Linked DNA regions of Homo sapiens: regions 2 and 3 are each linked to region 1. Evidence: chromatin loops called from intact Hi-C (ENCODE). Cell type or tissue: mammary epithelial cell. All regions are shown on one strand. Region 1 overlaps NPAS3 (neuronal PAS domain protein 3). Region 2 overlaps NPAS3 (neuronal PAS domain protein 3). Region 3 overlaps NPAS3 (neuronal PAS domain protein 3).

The links. A loop is a pair of places that touch in the nucleus more often than their neighbours do. Peaks named below come from ENCODE experiments on the same cell type or tissue, not always from the same donor. Only the 100,000 strongest peaks of a DNase experiment are listed, where the experiment ranks them.
Region 2: a loop joins it to region 1, with 5 times the contacts of the local background. A loop is called at or near these places in 2 of 110 quality-filtered maps.
Region 3: a loop joins it to region 1, with 9 times the contacts of the local background. A loop is called at or near these places in 2 of 110 quality-filtered maps.

What each region holds. Positions count from the first base shown.
Region 1 is chr14:33,588,557-33,591,056 of GRCh38, forward strand. All of the region lies in intron 5 of NPAS3 (neuronal PAS domain protein 3), which reads left to right. Among named protein-coding and RNA genes, the nearest start is that of SNORA89, 120 kb to the right of the region's middle. In mammary epithelial cell, no CTCF peak of the experiment used is centred here; a DNase peak (open chromatin) is centred at 945; H3K27ac peaks cover 1,215 bases.
Region 2 is chr14:33,646,713-33,649,212 of GRCh38, forward strand. The region is part of intron 5 of NPAS3 (neuronal PAS domain protein 3); the gene reads left to right. Among named protein-coding and RNA genes, the nearest start is that of SNORA89, 61 kb to the right of the region's middle. In mammary epithelial cell, no CTCF peak of the experiment used is centred here; DNase peaks (open chromatin) are centred at 229 and 979; H3K27ac peaks cover 1,573 bases.
Region 3 is chr14:33,521,912-33,524,411 of GRCh38, forward strand. The region is part of intron 4 of NPAS3 (neuronal PAS domain protein 3); the gene reads left to right. It overlaps LOC124903299 (a long non-coding RNA gene), which reads right to left. Exons shown (of 5, transcript XR_007064111.1): 4 at 37-141. Among named protein-coding and RNA genes, the nearest start is that of SNORA89, 190 kb to the right of the region's middle. In mammary epithelial cell, no CTCF peak of the experiment used is centred here; a DNase peak (open chromatin) is centred at 1,370.

The DNA of each region.
Region 1 (2,500 bases):
CTTGTAGGTTTTCTGAAAGCTATGAAAGATTCTTCCTAATTCAGTTTTATCATAAAAGATTTTGTTGTTGCTGCTGAGATGGAGTCTCACTCTGTCACCCAGGCTGGAGTGCAGCGGTGTGACCTTGGCTCACTGCAACCTTCGCCTCCCAGGTTCAAGTAATTCTCCTGCCTCAGCCTCCCAAGTAGCTGGGATTACAGATGCCTACCACCATGCACAGATAAATTTTTTTGCATTTTTAGTAGCGACTGGATTTCACCATGTTGGCCAAGCTGGTTTCGAACTCCTGACCTTAAGTGATCTACCGGCCCACCTCAGCCTCCCAAAGTTCTAGAATTACAGGTGTGAGCCACTGCACCTGGCCCATAGATTTTTTATGATTAAGCTCACAAGGTGAATCAGAATAGCTGAGGGAACACTGTCTTGTTTCCTATATTCAGACTGGCTGTCTCAGTAATGACTGCTGGTAGAATCTTTCTCAAACCTCTAATCTCTTGTAAAGAAATATACTCTACGTTTGTCCTCATCCCCCAAAAATTGTGTACTTAAAAGCACATATATTGAAATATCTTTCAGTTTCTTTTTGAGACTGAATGTCAGGCTTATAACTAAAGGAAACTTTCTCCAGTTCTGTTTTCCTTTATGTAGAAGCAATATAATGACTTTTGTCCATCTTCTATTAAATAGAGTCACTTAGACAAGAACCGTCTCCCTGACCATGAAAAATGGGAGGGAGGGGATTAAATTCTATTTGTAGTTGAATGCTGCTTATGACAGTGAGGAAGAACAATCAATATAAGAAGCTAGTACAGCCAGAACATGGTAAAAAAGCACCTCCCTTCAGACAGCAACCTTCAAATACTTTATTCTAACTGCTGATTTCCATGCTGGTCAAGCAGGATGAGGTTCTATTGTTACGTCAGCACACACCTGGGAAAGTTGCCTGAAATTAGTCAGCGTTGGATGAGTAGCCCTGATTACATTTTGTGTGCTCAGCTCATACCAGTGACCTTGAGTCAAAGCATTGCTTAATAAGAGTTTGTAGTTCCAGATCCCACATCTCATCGCTCCTTCCACCATCTACTATAAAGTTTTTTATTGTTGTTTTCCTTAATCATACTTGAAAAAAAGATATAAAGTATGTCTTTGATAAATTTTAGGACATTGACTTCTTGACCATGGTGTGGATGCTAATTATTAACACCTGATTAGGAAGTACCAGTTCCCAAAAGTGGGAAATACATCTTCCTTTACAGCTAATTGCAGAAATCAGTGCTTTAATTTTGTTGAGGAAGTTTTGCCATGAAATGTTTTGTTGAGATGCAGATAAAGAATTTGTAGAAGCAAGGAGCACTTTTCATTAGAGAAGAAGAAATTCTTTGGGATGGAGGTGGTTTGGGAAAGTATCAGCAAGATGAGAAGGCCATAAAGGTGGCAATAAAACCCAAATGTGCTGAGATTTACAACAGACCCCAAAAGACAACATGAATGTGCTCAAGTTATCCCACCTCAGTTTTTGAGATGTCTCTGGAAAAAATGCAGATTATTTATATAAGTTCAAAGCCTCATAAGAAAATCATGAGCAGAAAATTCCTCAGTATATTATTTGCTATGTAAAAAAAGGCAGAAAAAGATGGTCACCAAATGAAGTTTTAGAGTCTTGGACCACAGGAAGTTTTCTAATCCTGGCATTTCACAATAATGAAGACCTCCATCTGTTGGTTTTTAAACACTGAAGTCAGAGCTCTGCATTTTGTTTTGTCTTCAGTGGCTTTCAGTATTTATACAAATATATATATAATACTTACTGCTAGATATTCTGGACAGTGTCCACATCTGGACACTGAGGATTTTTGACATGTGAACCACTTGCTTTGAATCTCCTAATTGTCAAGGTGAGTGAGATATATAGATTTGGGGGGTGGTTGGTTGAGGCTTTCAGAGAAGGATAATAAAGGTGTCAAGACCAAACCCATGTGTTTTGCTCATCTAAGAGAGCCACTTTTATTTTTTGAATACTCAGGAACCAGCTATTAATATTTTGCAGCAATAATGAGCTTATTATAAGTTTATGTACATGTAATCCCAGTTACATAAGACCTGAAGAGCAAAACCCCCAATCCACATCAATCCCCCATGCGTTGATGTGAGCCAGATGGAGAAGGGGTTGTAGCAAAACACCAATGTCTTTGACATTTGCAGCCAGTTTCCCTGGCTTTCTCTGGATCCAGGTGGCTCAGGATGAGCTCACAAATATCATCCTCCATCTATTCATTGCTTTCGCTCATTCATTCATATTTATTCCAAAAAGATTTATTAAGCACCTACTATTGTCCAGGCACTGTACTAGCACCAGAGATACAGTGATGTGCACATTAGGCAGGCCTCTGACTTCATGGTCCAGAGGTTTTTGGTGACCCTACATCCCTGTTAGGAAGGAAAAACTTGGGCAGAACTCCTACCCTGAGCAGATCTCTGCCTTCCTACCACACACGTTGTG
Region 2 (2,500 bases), 58 kb after region 1:
TTGAAAATGCCTTTGTTTGTGGTCTTTGGTGCCTGTGAGCTAGCAGGGCAGTACTCATTGCCACTTAACCATTTGCTCACACGTTAGCAATTCTTCAGCACTCACGAAGAGATTTGAGTGGGTCCTTATTTATAACATTTTTTTTTTACCTCTGTGGATCCAGAAACTCCCCCAGAGGTATAGAGTAATCAGCAGCAATGACTCAGGCAGCAAAGATTATTGTTCATGTGCCTACATTGTGGTAGCAACAAGGAGATAGTGTTTCACAGTAGGAGCTGTCTTGTAGTATCAGCTGTCCTTGAAGTAATGGGTTTCAATACTTTTGAAACAAAAGTGCTGTTGATCAAAATGATGTGAAAGTCAGGTATATTATTTTCTCATGGAAGCAATGTTTATGTCCTTAGGCTCAACTGTGTGATATGAATGACCACACACTAACTTGCTTAATGAACTAGATAGTCTAAGTATCCTCAGAGCATAAATCCTTCCAGAATGCACCAAATGGCATAGCACAGTAAGCAATTTCATACACTTACTCAGTTTATTACATCTTCTTACTCTCTCTCTCTCTCTCTCTCTATATATATATATATATAGCCACATGATGAAGAAACACCTGTATCATCATGAAAAGAAGGCTTCTTTAGTAATATTTTTGACCAGCATCTTCGAAGTGTATTAGGATCACTTGATCACTCTTTGATATACTTATGCTGCCTTCTGTTTCTTACTGTATTGTCCCCATAGCAAACAAAAGCGGTTATGATCTAGTTGTTAGTCATTCTGTTGTATTTAGAAATGGCAGGTCTTTATTCTTTCCTGAACTATCATCTCATTAACACCAATTGTTTCACCTTGAACCAATTTGATTTTAAATGCATGAAACAACTGCTATTTACACTGAAATTTTTACCCTCTGACTCGGCATCACTTTGTTATTTCACAATGTCAAGGATGCCTCCCAGTTGTGGCTTAAGTAGTAGCCAGATTTGAAGCATTCAGGGGTGACTCAGTCCTGAATCACAAAATCTCCCACCATTCCATCCCAGGTCACATCTTGCATGTTCCCGTATATAGTTGGTTTCAGCTGCTTTTTCCTTCCATTGATAATATTTTTAATTCTAGAGCTCATATACTCAGATAAACATGTAAACCTATAGATACATAGTCACTCAAATGGCAGGCCCATTGTATAGAACATCTTACTAACTCTTGAAATTACCTCGAAAAATAATTGCCCATCTTCATAACAAAGATGGATTTGTTAATTTATAGTCACTGAACACCCTTCCTTGGTGATAACCTATTTAACCTCCCCTGCTACCCTTTCTTCTCTCTCACCCCTCTCCGTTTGATTTTGCCCCCAGGTTACAAGAAAGGCTTAGAACTCTGTAAAGCAGAGAAGGGAACAGATCGAGACTAGCAGCCTGTGGGACCCTTTTGCTGAACCCACCAGGAAGCAAAGTTACTGAGATGAATTTATCTATAAGGGGCTGTCTGCCCACTACAGGAACAGAAGCTGCTATCATGGGTGTGACCAGCTTTGTGTTGTGAATGTAAATCATTCCATTTCAAATTGCTACAAGCTGACTTTAGGTCCATTGAAAACTTAGGTCCAAATAATAGTCCTGCATATACACAAAAGTATAGTCTTCCAATTGTGTCACTTTTTGAAAATAACTTGGGCATGTACCATTTACATCCCTAACCTATTTAATGTTTTAAAACATTTTTCACAGAAAACTTGTTTAACATTAAACTCCTAGAAAGGAAGGCTTTATGGAAATCTAAGAAAAAGTGTCTAAAAATAATCTTTGAAGGCCCAATTTATAGAATTCCAAGTCAATATAAACATACATTTTCTGCTTGCTAATGAACTGCCATAGTTTGGCTTACAGGGACAGCACAAAAAGTATTTCTATCCTCTGGACTGGCATAGAGTTGAACACATCCCAGTGCGTGTGTGAAGCCAGGCTCAGAGGGCAGTGATGTCCTCACATCTCTCCCCTGGGTATGGGAAGACAGCCTGCTCTCCTTTTTAGTGGTCGTTTGGCTAAACCACTGTCATTTAGCCTCATAGTCCATCATCACCAGTGAAGCCCTCCAGAATCTCACTTGCCATTGTCTCTATTCTAAATTTACTCTAGTTTGTCAATGTCCCATTGGTGCTGAGGAGCACAGTGTGGCCTTGTGCTGCCCCCCAGAATTCTAGATGAACAGCAGCGAATTGTGAGGGTCCTTGCCTTGCAGTTTTCCTCTGTTGAGGAACTCATCCTGTGAAAGTACCCGTTTCCCAAGAACTTACCATTGGGAGGTAGAGGGAAGCACCCTATACAGGCAATAACTCAAATTTGAGTTCATTCTAACCAAAACTGGCCTTTGTTTCCATTCTTTAAAGGAACCCACAATGCCCTATAGGTTATGTATTCATTCAAATGACAATCCCAGTATACAAAACTTGATTGTCTCTCTGTCCATGCACCTCCTGTCCTAAATGAAG
Region 3 (2,500 bases), 67 kb before region 1:
TACATTGGCTGGAATATCCATTATGATCCATCTTACCTATTTGATTAATTTGTAATAAATCTAGCCCTTTGGAAGCCTCTTGCTGCATTTCTGGACGGGTTACTCTTGTAGAAGGTTTATTTAATATGTGTCTCTGTGTACCTATATGAATGAAAATTTAATATGGTTTAGAAGCCTTTAAAAACACACACGCACATAGTGTTTGCTCTGAATTAAGTGCTCATATTTGACATAGCTTTGCGGTAAAAATCCATAAACGTATAGGCAGACAAAATTGTTTAGAGGACAGTTTCTTCAGAAATTCACGTGACACGTGATATCATTTCAGGGGATGAAATATCATATTTCATATGACCAGTAAATGTAATTATAAATACTAGATTGGAATCCTTATTTTTGTGTTTTTTTAAAAACTTCTTCTCCTTATGGCCTATATTATTTGAAGTGCCACCGCCACATTGCAGAGTTCACCTTCAATTTGATGCAGTGATGTAGTTGTATCCCTGTGGGTGAGAAATGTTCCTCTCCAAATAACTGTAGCAGCATAGCAGGAATATTTTGAGTCAACCTTCTCTATATTATAGCAAGATAATAAAAACGCCTCTACTCTTAACCATCACCATGTACTGAGGAAGGCATAACAAATTCATTTTCTGATGTTGGAAATAAGATCAAGGTGGGAAACAATACCCCCATTTTTCGGACAAAGACATTGGGGACCGGAAAACCACATTTAAGACTGTGTTAATTGTCTTTTATAGCAAAAATAATGAGAAAAATAATATTAGCCATTTTTATGGTATATATCCCACCCTACTCCTTTGGTTATATGTATTACCACCATGTACACTAAGAAAGCCAAGGAAAATAGTTATCTTACACATATGTTTTGTGCTTGCTGAGGTAAACGATGAGTGAATGGTGCTTGCGGTGTGGAGAAAATAAAGAGAGGTTAATTGGTACATACTTGCCTCATATTCCTTATCTGAATGTTTTACATTCATATATAATATGGAACTGTGTAATATGTGTGTTTACTAATTACGTCTGATGTCTGTCTTAACTTTGTCACTCTCAGAATATCCTTATAGGCATGCACCATGTGTCAACTGAATTACACCCATAGTCTGAGCCACACACTCTTCTCAGCACTCTAAGATAGTTAGACAAATACTGTCTACTCAGGGGAATTATAATCCAGTAGAAGAAATTAAACAAATACAACAAAAAGTAAGTTAAGGCAAACTAAAGTACATTGGGATAGGTACTGTACTTCAGTGATTCAGAGGAGGAAGCACGTTCCTATTCAGCTTCAGAAATGCTTCAGGAATGAGCTGGACTGGTTTGATAGAAAGAGAAAACAGCATGACTCAAGGCACAGGGACCAAACATCTTAGGAATAGTTATCTGACATCATTATTACTGTAGAGAAAGGAGAAACCTTGGATACTATAAAAAGACACTGGCCCAGGCAAGGTTGCAGTGAGCTGAGATCATGCCACTGCGCTCCAGCCTGGGCAACAGAGCGAGACTCTGTCTCAAAAAAAAAAAAAAAAAAAAAAGATCCTGGGCCAGGCATGGTGGCTCATGCCTGTAATCCCAGCACTTTGGGAGGCTGAGGCAGATGGATCACCTGAGGTCAGGAGTTCGAAATTAGCCTGGCCAACATGGTGAAACCTCGTCTCCACTAAAAATACAAAAAGATAAAAATTAAAAAAAATAGCCGGGCGTGGTGGCAGGCACCTGTAATCCCACCTATTCTGGAGGCTGAGGCAAGAGAATGGCTTGAACCCAAGTTGCAGAGGTTGCAGTGAGCTGAGATTGTGCCACTGCACTCCAGCCTGGGCGACAGAGCAAGACTTTGTCTCAAGAAAAAAAAGACCCTGGCTAAGGAGAGTCCAGCAAAATAAATCCCTGCTACAAAGAACCAGATCAGTGCCTGCCATCGATCCATGATGGACCTCCCTTATATGTGTGGGGCCACAACACACCTACGCCTTGAGACAAGAGAAAGGTTATGGAGGCCCTTGAGTGTCAGGTAACGGATGCTATTGTGTCCCCATAAAGCAGATCCTAGTGCTAGGCATATAATAGCCAAAAATAACTATAACTATCTTTAATCAAATACCTACTCTGATTCAGATGGACTTTGGGGAAATTTTTTTAGGTTATCTTTTCATATTTTGCTCCTTCTTATCCATTAGGTCTCAGCTTAAATGTCACCTCCTCAGAAAGACTGTCTTGACAACACTGCTGAAAGTACTGCCCTCTCTAAAAGTCCTCCTTACCCTCTACAACTGCATCCTGTTCCTTTCCTTCATAATACTTAAGTCTTAACTGCATATGTATTTGTCTGTAAATTTGTTATTCTTTTTCTTCCTGCTATACTATCGGATTTTTAAGAACAGGAACTAGAGCTGTTTTATTCACCACCCTATCCCAGCACCTTCAAAAAGTCCCTCTCTATAGCAGACACTCAAAAATTGGTCAAATGGTGATA